2 separate regions of the Homo sapiens genome follow, and region 1 is linked to region 2. The links are chromatin contacts, found by Hi-C or POLR2A ChIA-PET in ENCODE. All regions are on one chromosome and are shown on one strand. Each heading gives the region's core, a stretch centred on a gene start or an enhancer-like site at or near the end of the contact. The rest is flanking DNA. Distances are from core to core; before and after follow the strand shown.

Region 1 (5,559 bases), core at 783-3,282, 340 kb before region 2:
ATGGGCCAGTGTTCACCAGTTTGGTGTTCGTGGTGACTGTACAGAATATAACTGGTGAGAATAGCGAGAACTGGTAGTATTTAAATATTATAATAACTAGGGTAGCCGTATCCTTTGGGTACCTGTGAATGCCAGTCTGTATCTACTCATCCATCCGCCATCTATCATCTATTAAACACTAAGTACAAAATCCAACACTAAAAGCAAAAAATACAGGATGCAAGCAGGGTCCTGACCCTGTCACTGACCATCTTAACTGTACAATGGGGGAATCTGTACGTTAAGACTGACTCTGAAGGTTTTATTATTTTATTTGGCTTAGATATCCCTAGGTTGATATACTAGCATTGGGGCCTAAAAGTTTTGCCAGTGTTTACATCAGGCAAACACCTGTGTCACAATAACAGCCTAATACATACACTTATTAGGGCCAGGCACTGTTCTGAGTGCTGTACGTGCATAAAGCCTCCTAACAACTCATGTAATCCTCCTAATAGCCCTGTAAGGTGGATACTATTATTATCTCCAACTTACAGATAAGGGCACTGAGGCACAGAGAGGTTAAGAATGCACCCCATGGCTGGGTGCGGTGGCTCACACCTGTAATCCCAGCACTTTGGGAGGCCGAGGCAGGTGGATCACGAGGTCAGGAGATGGAGACCATCCTGGCTAACATGGTGAAATCCCGTCCCTACTAAATATACAAAAAATTAGCCAGGCATGTTGGCGGGCACCTGTAGTCTCAGCTACTTGGGAGGCTAAGGCAGGAGAATGGCATGAACCCAGGAGGCGGAGCTTGTAGTGAGCGGAGATCACGCCACTGCATTGCAGCCTGGGTGACAGAGCAAGACTCAGTCTCAAAAAAAAAAAATAATAATAATTCACCCTGATAACACAGCTGGTGTGTGGAAGAGGCAGAGGGGTTTATGCGCCTCCAGTGACATGGAAGGAGAACCTGCATCTTGTGAGGATCTCAGTCCACCCTCAGTGATGAGGAGGGTCCCTCTCCTTAGCCATGCCACTGGCACTGTTCAGTAGCAGGAAAGCATGAAGTGACATTGCGAGGCTGGGGCCACTCAGAAGTCCAGGCAAGCAGGGCAGGCATGGTGGCTCACGCTTGTAATTCCACCATTTTGGGAGGCTGAGACAGGTGAATCACCTGAGGGTAGGAGTTTGACACCAGCCTGGCCAACATGGTGAAACCCTGTCTCTACTAAAAATACAAAATTAAGGGGCCGGGCGCAGTGGCTCATGCCTGTAATCCCAGCACTTTGGGAGGCTGAGGAGGGCAGATCACCTGAGGTCAGGAGTTCGAGACCAGCCTGACTAATAGAGAGAAACCCCGTCTCTCCTAAAAATACAAAATTAGCCCAGTGTGGTGGTGCACACCTGTAATCCTAGCTACGTGGGAGGCTGAGGCAGGAGAATCGCTCGAACCCAGGAGGTGGAGGTTGCAGTGAGACGAGATCATGCCACTGCACTCCAGCTTGGGTGACAAAGTGAGACTCCATCTCAAAAAATAAAGTCAAATAAAATAAAATAAAAAAGAAATCCAGGGAGGAAAGCAGGGCCTGCATGAGGCCATGCCTTGGGGAATAAAGTGAGAGTGACCCATGCACGCAGGCAGACAGAAGGTCTGGGATCTAACTGTGAGAGGAAACAGGGAGCCTGACAGCTCTCCGAGCAGGCCAGGGCAGGGGGACCTCTCTTCCAGCAAGGCCAAGAGGGGCCCAGGAAGCCAAGCCCCAGGGAGAAGTCTGAGAGACCAAGGCCTCACAGAGGAAGTGTCTCCACAGAGATTTCCAATTGCCACGCCACCTTCTTTCCTGGAGCAAAGAGGTGCAGTTGGTGAACTAGGGCCACGGGTAATGGGAAGAATGGGAAGGAGAGATCCCATCCAACCTGGAACACTGGAGGGACAGCTAGAGTTGGAGGAGGGGTGAGTGAAGACATCTCCCCTCAGCTCACAGAAGAAGTCACACACCTCACCAAACTGAGAAAAATCAGATTCCACGCCTGGTGTGAGAGGGAAGTGAAACCGCACCTCCAATGCTCCACTGCCCTCCCCTCCGGCACTCTGGCCCATCCTGCACCCCGGCCGCCCCACGATGGCGGGCTCAGAGGTGAGGGCCTATCAGATGCATTCATGGGCTCCCTTAGGGCCTTTTGGGCTCTGAGTCACAAGGGTGGCTCTCTCAGAGCTGTGATGGCCTGGTCTCTCCTCCCCAGGGAGGCAGAAAGGGAACCAGGGAAAACAAGGCTTATAAGCTACAGAGGTAAGGGACTGTGCCCATCTTGTTCTTTCCTTTTTCACACACACGGAACATGGTACCCGGTGTATCCATGGTAAGCACTTAATAAACAGACACTGAGCGGATGAGTGAATTAATGAGTGAGTGAATGAATGAGTCAGCACTGGACCCACAAGGCTGCCTGTCAGCCTCTAGCCACATGGAGATTCCCACCTCCAGAGAAGAGCTCTACTACGTATGTTCCCCAAACTCCCTGTCAGCTAAATGTGACCTGTGACCAACTGGTGATCAAAGGGATAAGCTATCTGTCAATTGTTAGGTCTCGTTTGAAAATAAACCTCTTTTTCCCCTATTTTTGACAAACCTTGACCTCCCTGCCTCGACCCTGCTCACATTACATTTGACCTTCTCAACGACCTCTCTAAGGGATGGAGACATGACCCTCCTCTACCTCATCAGAGAACAGCACAGACCCTCTCCCCCCGCCGCCCCCCTGCCAAGGGGAAAATATGGTGCTCCTCAATGAACCTCACCCTGATCCTACAGGGTGCTCCTGGAAGAAGGGCTCCATGATGACCTCCAAGGGGCCTCTGGTCAAGGCGAAGGAGAATCAGACCCTCCACCTTTGACCAGAGGGGAGGGAGTCCAGCGTGAGGGCATTAGCCAAGGGGGTTCTGGTCCCTCTGCTCTAGGCCCCTCACAAAAAGAAGTCCAGCTGGGAACATTTTTCTCCCAGCAGGTCCCCATAGGAAAGCCATCCTCACCCACATGACACAGGCTCCCCATACCCTTCTCATCTAGATCTCATGGCAAAGATTGCCAACTGTCCCCTAAAATCCACTTTCCCTTCTTGTACCTTTGGTACTAGAAGCTCCACTATGTATGTTCCCCAAACTCCCTGTCAGCTAAGTGTGGCATGTGATCAGCTGGTGACCAAAGGGATGTCATCTGGCAACTTTGAGGTCATGCTCTGAAAAGGAAGGGCAGTGCCTTTTCTTTCTCGTCACTTTCCTCCCTCCCCACTGGCTGGCTGACGGACCCAGCAGCCATGGTGGGATGCCATCTCCCACACGCAAGGGCACAGGAGGGGCTTGGGCCCTCAACACCACCAAGGGGTCAGATCACCCACCCGGATCTGTATGGGAGAAATTTCCATTTTGCTAAGCCACTCTTGTTGGAGTCTGTGTTACAGCAGCCTAACCTCCCCTAGTTCCTATCCCAGCCCATTCTTTGGTGCCAAGATGCTGATGGGTAAAGGCGTGAAAAAGGGGCCTTGTCCTCATCCATGTCTCCAGCCCTTCACCTCCATCAGGTCAGCTTCCCAAGTGTCTGAGTGCCTTCCAGGTGGTTAAGACACCACTAGGCCGGGCGCGGTGGCTCATGCCTGTAATCCCAGCACTTTGGGAGGCCGAGACGGGCAGATCACGAGGTCAGGGGATCGAGACCATCCTGGCTAACACGGTGAAACCCCATCTCTACTAAAAATACAAAAAAATTAGGCAGGCTTGGTGGCAGGCGCCTATAGTCCCAGCTACTCGGTAGGCTGAGGCAGGAGAATGGCGTGAACGCGGGAGGCAGAGCTTGCAGCGAGCCGAGATCGCGCCACTGCACTCCAGCCTGAGTGAGAGAGCGAGGCTCCATCTCAAAAAAAAAAAAAAAAAAGACACCCGACTCCACCCCCACCTAATGCCAAATGAGGTTGGAGGTGAATGTCTCTCTCACCATACCCAATTTATTCCTCCCTCGAACTGACCATTTCTCAATTGCGTATCTCCTTCCCTGCTCAGGAAACCACTGTACTCAGGCCAACCCAACCCATGGGGAAGGTGGTAAGGAGGGCAGAAAGTGTGTGGGCTTAACACCAGAGCCCAAATCTCCTCCTCACTGCTCACCAGCTGTGTAACCCTGGACAGATCTCTTAGCCTCTCTAAGCCTCAGTTTTTTTTGTTTGTTTGTTTGTTTGTTTTTGAGACAAGAGTTTTGCTCTTGTTGTCCAGGCTGGAGGGCAATGGCTCAATCTCAGCTCACGGCAACCTCCGCCTCCTGGGTTCAAGCAATTCTCCTGCCTCAGCCTCCCAAGTAGCTGGGATTACAGGCTCCTGCCACCACACCCGGCTAATTTTGTACTTTTAGTAGAGACGGGGTTTTTCCACGTTGGTCAGGCTGGTCTCAAACTCCCGACCTCAGGTGATCCGCCCACCTTGGCCTCCCAAAGTGCTGGGATTACAGGCGTGAGACACCACGCCCGGCCGCCCGTTATGAAATGGGGGTAAAAATTGCTTACAGGTTTGTGGAGAGAAGATTACAAACTTGTAAAGTCCCTAGCACTGTGCCTAGCATGTGGTAGGTGCTCACTAAATCGTGGCTGCTCTTACTATGATGCTAAGCATGGGAATACGGAGGACACAGCTGGAGAGGAGACCTGATGACCTCCCTGGTGGAGGGTGGCCAGGGAAGGAGTGGAAGAGAGAGCTGGGGAGAGGAAACTGTGGCCATAAAGAGGAAGAGAGAGGCAGAGCTGGAGGTGACATCAGGGGAGAGAGAGGAGTGGGTTCGGCGATGGCCATGCTGGGCGAGGTGTGGAGAGCACAGCTGTGCTATCTATCAGCTGCCTCCAGCTCAGACAATTCCTGTGCCCATCTCATTTTTGTCTGCCCATCGCCTCTGCCGGGTTGGACACCCTTACCACCACGGTCACCGTTGCCACACTGTCGGCTGCTATTTCTTGCCTCATCTTCCTTCCTGCTCATGATATGGCAGAAGGTGGCAAGGGAAGCAGCTGCCCTCCGCCAGCAGCCTCCCTGCCACTGAAGGCTGAAGCTGTCCACAGGCATGGGTAAAGAGCTCAGGCTCCAAAGACAGATGAGCTGGGTTCCGTTCCCAGCTCTAGCACTTAGGAGCGGGATGACCTCAGCAAGGGAGATGACTCAGCTAAAGCTTCAGTTTCCTTATCTGCACAGTAGGGATAACAGGGCTGTTGAGAAGAAGGAATGAGATTATGCGTGGTAAGCACCCAGCCCAGCACAATGTCTGGCACACAGCAAGTGTTCAATACACGTTCGTGTTCGCTATTTTCAAGGCCAAATAGGTTTGTGACCTGTGCAGCCACACAGGGTCCCATGCTCAGGACGGGTCCCAAACTTGGTTAATGCTCTGTCACCACCACCTTGAAACGGTTTTTTTTTTTTTTTCCTAAGAGACAGGGTCTCACTCTGTTGCCAAGACTGTAGGATTGCAGTGGCATGATCATAGCTCACTGCAGCCTCGAACTCCTGAGTTCAAGTGATTGTCTCACCTCAGCCTGCTG
Region 2 (5,747 bases), core at 555-3,054:
TCTCCTTCTTCAATCTTGTTTCCCATGCGTACCTCTGCTCACCCCATCTGTAATCCCCTGCCCAGTCCATGCACCCCGTCAAGGTCCTAACACCCAGCACATTCCTCCCCTGCAGCTCTGCCCTCTGGCCACCCAGCTCCAGCCCTCTCCTGCAGTCTGCTGGGTGGCACCAACCCAGCTTACCAAGCTCTCCTGGCTCTTCTGAGCTCACTGCATCTAGCTTCTCTGGGCAAGAGCTCCCTGTGCCCATGTGGACTGCCAGCTTCTTGAGGGCAATGAATCGTGTATTGACAATGCTTGCAACTGCCCGCTGCTCAACACAGTGTCTCAGTTATTTGATCCACAGAACAATTCTGATGCTCAGGTGATATGATTCCAGAAGTTTTTCAGAAAATGTAGGAGAACCAAGATGGCCAAGTGAAGAGACACAGGGCCTTCTTGAAGCTGGGAGGCATACCTATTCTTCCTGTGCAGGAGGCACCAGAGTCCGGCACCTCCTAACATCCACTCTAACGGGGAGGAGGATGGCTGGGTTTGGCTCCTCCCTCCTCTTCCTGCACCTGCATATTCAAGGTCTTGGTGTCCTTCCTTTACCACCCTTTCACATGCTTTTGTAGACATAGATAGATATACTCTCTTCTTCCTTCTTCAAGGGAGAGCTTGAAATGTGAGAAATCCAGCTGTGTGGAGAAGCTCATGGTGACTGGCAGAACAGTCAGGACTGGGCAACCAGAAGCAGGAAAAAGAATATTCTATTTTGGGAAATGAGGAGCTGGACTGATCCACTTCGATCACCAGCTATGGACCACCATCTAACAATTCTGGGATTCCCAGAGCCACAAGAGGGAGATGCCTGGGAAAGGTGAAAATCAGCAAAACACTCAAGGGCCATCTGATCACCCCAGGCAGACAGGCAGATCTGGGTAACATGGGGCTGAGAGAAAACCACAGGTTTCAAGGGGATGCTGTCACCAAGATGCCCCATAAGAAATCAGGATCTGCCCAAACCAGGGGCAACCAAAGGGGCATTGTACTCCTCAGGACTTAGCTGAAGTCACAGGAGCACTGGAGTCAGGCCTGCGATCAAATCCTGACCTCGTCAGCCAGGTCAGCCTTCACCTCTTGGAGGCTGGCTCTGCATGAGTGACTGTGAGGCCTAAATAAAATTAAGTGTATAGAAGTATAATATCTAGCACAGGCCTGGCCTTACATAAGGGGCACACTCAGTGTTGCTCCCCTCCCCCTTTCCAGCCTTCAGACCTCACAGCTCTCTCCACTCTTACTAACAGAAACAAGCACAGAGGCCACAGAGCATTTCCCAGCAAGAAGGTTTGCAAAGAAGGATGGCAGAAGTCCGCAAAGAAACAAACAGGCCACCCCACTGCTGGTAAGAGAGAAGCACCGGACCTCGGTGAATGCCCGGGTTTCAAAACACACAAAGCTCCGAGCCTCTGATTGTACCTAAACAGGAAGTTTGTGACAAACTTAGAAAACACGCATGCACAATGGCAAGAGGCTGCACGCCACTGAGAAAAGATGAAATCCGGCCCTGCTGGGGGCTCTGTGTGGAGGAGAGGCGTGCAGAGCCAACACTCCCACCGCACCAAGATCTTCCTGGCTGTAGGGAGGCACCCTTACCCTGGGCTTCTCCTCACCCCAAGCATGGGAGGGATTTGGGCCAAAATGTGTGGAGCTGCTCTGGTTTCCAAAGCCAGGCTCTGCTCACCCCCTCCTGCTCTCTCTCCCACCCCTACCCACTCAGGCATCTAGGACATCAGGTACTCCCAACAGCTGGCAGGGGCCTGGTGACTGAGGTGTATAGCAGGGGACCATTTTTCAGCTGGGAGATCTTAGCACAGAAAGGGGAAGTGACACACAGAGGTCCCGCAGAGCTCCCATCCCCGATCTGATCTCCATCTGGCTGCCCGGCCAGCGTCTGTATCATCGGGCCCTTTAGCATTCCACAATGGGGTCCTCAGCTGCCATCTCCTTCCACTTTGACACCCTGCCTGGCCCTAACATTTTTACTTGCATTGCTCACACCAGTATGGGGCTCGATAACTTCAGTTCACTTATCTGAAAGTGCAGGCAAATGTGGACACAATCTGTGTCTCATCTCAAGTAGAGGACAAACTTGGGAGATTGTTCACAATCTCCCAAGTGCCCGTGGAATGGGCCCTGCATCCAGGCAGTATACTTGGTGGCTGTGCTCCAGTAAATACTCGGTAGATTAATACACAACATCAATACCTTCCTATTGTACCTCCCCAACCAGGTTATGTCCCACTTGTCTCTGAGTCACCCTCAGCAAGGACAGGTCCCTCTACCCCTCCTGAGTGGAGGGCCCAGCTGTAAACTCAGTCTCCTGATGGTTGGCTCCTCGGCGCCCCCACACAGCACCTCCCGCAGTGGTTTCCTCGCCCCCCCAAGTTAGGTTCCTTTTTAAAAAAATGACTCATTTAGGAAGAGACAAAACCAAGAACTTCAATGGTAAAGATAAAACAGCAAGCACCAAGACTCTAAACACCTCCCACTCCATGTAGAATTTAGATCCGATAAAGCTTCCCCAAACTGGACCTCCTAATTTGGAACTTACGGTATACACAATTCTTCTAGCAAAGACACTTCCAGTAATGTCTCAATGTTTCAGCGTCTTCTTTACAAATAGAGATGGCCCCAGGACTCCAGGCAGTAGTTTTTTCAAAATGAGGGAATGAGAAATTAAAGATTAAAGTCCACGCTTTGGACTTCTGGGTCAAAAAAGTAATTATTTGATGTTTTACTACATTTATGATTCTAATTTATTGATTGCAGGACATAGGCATTATATCACAGGCCTAATGAGAATTATGGGGAGTTTTTTAGTTAAAAAATGACTTCTTGGTATGTAAGAAGTTTATGACATTTGTGCACAGTATCTGAAAGGAATGAAATTATATGATACAATACAGAGAATAGTAACATTTTAGGGCTAAAATGAGCAATTAAGATGACCCGAATCCAGGGGTTCCCAATGTTAGCTGCATTTCTGAAAAAAATTCCCAGGCTCCCCAAGATTCTGACACATTCAGTCTGGAGTGGGGCTCTGACATCAACTGTTTCCTTTTATAAGTTTCCCAGTGATTTTAATGTGCCTACAGGGTTGAGAACTGCTTATCTGCAGATAAGAAGGCTGGGATCTAAAAAAAACTGAGGAGGCCAGGCACGGTGGCTCACATCTATGATCCTAGCACTTTGGGAGGCCAAGGCGGGTGGATCACTTGAGGTCAAGAGCTCCAGACCAGCCTGGCCAACATGGTGAAACCCCGTCTCTACTAAAAATACAAAAGTTAGCCAGCATGGTGGCAGGTGCCACCCAGCTACTCAGGAAGCTGAGGCATGAGAATCGCTTGAACCTGGGAGGCAGAGGTTGCAATGAGCCAAGATCAAGCCACTGCACTCCAACCTGGGCAACAGAGCGAGACTCCAACTCAAAAAATATGAACAAACAAACAAACAAACTGAGGAGTCCAAAACTGCATAGTCAGTCAGACCCAAAACCAGAACTGAATCTAAAATCTGCACCCCCACCCAGTCCGGTTCTACACGTTTGCTCAGGTTTTTGGTATTCACAGATTTGCTAAAACTTTTTTTTTAAACAAACAAACAAAAGAGGGGACTAACTAGGGCTGCCAACTTTTGTTTTGTCAAGCAAAGGTATTTTACAAATATCTACCAGTTATCATACTATTACCACTTCCTGATGTGTCTCTTGTCTATTTGCATACCTGCTGCCCTCTCTGGCCCAGTCTCCACCCAGGAGGTAAAATTTCACAATATCTGGCCCCGCCCACTGTTGCATTCACCTTCACTCACCCTGCTCCTTATGACAAATCCAATCAAAACCCAGGCCTAAAAACTTCTCCGTCTCCTCCTTCTCTAACTCCAGTTTCTGAAAGTCTCTTCTGTAACCACAAACTACTTCCCAGTCCCTCTAAACCTACCCTTCACCTTCCTCCTGACCTCCACATGAAAACATCTGTACAAGCCATACTAACAGTTTTGCTATTCCACACACATTATCCCTTCTAAATGTCTCCCCTACCAACGATATACCAGCAACTATTCAAAGAGGCTGCCTCTGAGGAGCAGAATTAGGGGGTAAAGGATGGATGCAGGGGAAGGGGGGGTCTCTTTATACCCTACCATTCGAATTTGGGAAAGCATATATTCTTTTCAATGGACACAAATCACACATACACACATACACACAGCAGGTTACAAAATGCATCTCTGATTTGCTTCTGTATTTATAAAAACACAAAAAATTGTCTGGGAAGTATGCATGTCCAGGTTCTAAATGTAAACGATATCTGAGTGGTGGGATTATGGGTGACATTATTTTCACTTCCCTTTCCTCTTTGTTATCTTTGTTATGTTTTGTTTACATAACAAAGAAAAAATAATAGTTTAAAACCTGAACCAGAGCTGGGCATGGTGACACATGCCTATAGTCTCAGCTACTTGGGAGGCTAAGGCAAGGGAATCACTTGAGTGCCTGGGCAACATAGCAAGATCCCATCTCTTTAAACAAAAACCATGAACCAAGGCATTATCTGATGTCCGAAACCTACATAGTTTAAAAAGCAAAGGTACCAGAGCAGGTCACAGACTGGCATAGAGAATTATCTCTTTTCTGTAAAATGAAGGGTCTTCCCCAGCCAGGCCCTCCTGGCTTCTGTGCGTGGCCTGGGTCCTGAGTCTACCACTGGCATTGACCCCAAGTCAACCCTTGGCCCTGCCAGCCCCCAAGAACAGATGCAGAAGAAATGTCCTCACATAGGTATAAAGCCCCTTCCAGAGCCTCTCTGGCCTTCTGAGGTCACCCCCTATCAGCTCTCCCTGGCCCCTGAGGAGGATCCACTATCCTCTCCTGAGTGTCTCCTCTGAGCCCTGGTTTTCGCTGTTTTCCTCTATGTTTTTCCCAGGCTATGCTCCCCAAGGCTTTCTGAGTCTCTGCAAAGGGGAGCAGCCACATACAATCCAAGTAACCCTCAGGCCCACAACCTGTAAATCAGGAGCCCAGAAACTCTTTAGATGGAGTGCAAACGGTGGGATTCTCCACAGTCCCCACGGCTCCCTAATGTTTTACAAGGCAGTGAAGAGGGGTGGCGGAGTGCTCTAGGCAGCAAGAACAGAACTGAGAGTTCAAAGGCCTGGAGGTCAGAGGGTAGGTGATGTGTTCAGGGAAGTAAAAGGCATTCAGGATAACTGGAGTGTCTCTGAGCACGTCCAAGGCCTAGCAGAGAGAAAACTCTAAGGAAACTTACCAAAATTCACAAGGGCCAGCAAAGAAGGGCCTAAACAAAGAACTCTCAACCTTTCATCTGCTGTGTCTCCTTCCAAATGCTTCCTCACTTGATCTACCCTTCCAGTGTCTAGGAGGATCTAGGCCAACAGGAGTGGGTGGCAAAATAGGAATAGAGAAAAAAGAAATGAGATTAAGCAGCCCCACACAGGAGGCAGACTGAGGTCCTCCCAATGTAGCGGTTCCCGAGGCCAAGAGACCTGATGCTCAACCCCCTCCTTGGCATCAGCTCCAAAGGCAAAGGACATTTGCAATGTATCCAAACTTCTGGGGCTCTCGAGGTAGCTTTTTAAAGAACTTTGAGACTTCAAGAGTGCCAAAACACAGATTGGCATGCTCAACCAGATGCATCTGTGACCTGTGTGAGGCCTTCTGGGGAACCCTACAGAGCTGGACTAGC

Evidence for each region. A loop is a pair of places that touch in the nucleus more often than their neighbours do. ChIA-PET counts read pairs that join two places held with the same protein, here RNA polymerase II (POLR2A). Pooled maps may share reads with other maps.
Region 1: a pooled map shows a loop between it and region 2 (3-fold over the local background). The contact joins two enhancer-like sites. A Hi-C loop is called at or near these places in 1 of 50 pooled maps. POLR2A ChIA-PET finds 5 or more read pairs at or near these places in 2 of 52 experiments (activated CD4-positive, alpha-beta T cell and activated CD8-positive, alpha-beta memory T cell).

What each region holds. Positions count from the first base shown.
Region 1 is chr6:42,023,544-42,029,102 of GRCh38, forward strand. It overlaps a transcript of CCND3 not described here. Among named protein-coding and RNA genes, the nearest start is that of TAF8, 24 kb to the right of the region's middle. RefSeq lists enhancers at 4,662-4,721, 4,962-5,021, 5,008-5,302, 5,048-5,342, 5,082-5,131. Within about 2 kb of position 2,033, at least 8 of the 41 ENCODE cell types and tissues checked have a DNase peak (open chromatin) inside an H3K27ac peak, as active enhancers do.
Region 2 is chr6:42,365,972-42,371,718 of GRCh38, forward strand. All of the region lies in intron 2 of TRERF1 (transcriptional regulating factor 1), which reads right to left. Among named protein-coding and RNA genes, the nearest start is that of TRERF1, 83 kb to the right of the region's middle. RefSeq lists an enhancer at 2,005-2,094. Within about 2 kb of position 1,805, at least 16 of the 41 ENCODE cell types and tissues checked have a DNase peak (open chromatin) inside an H3K27ac peak, as active enhancers do.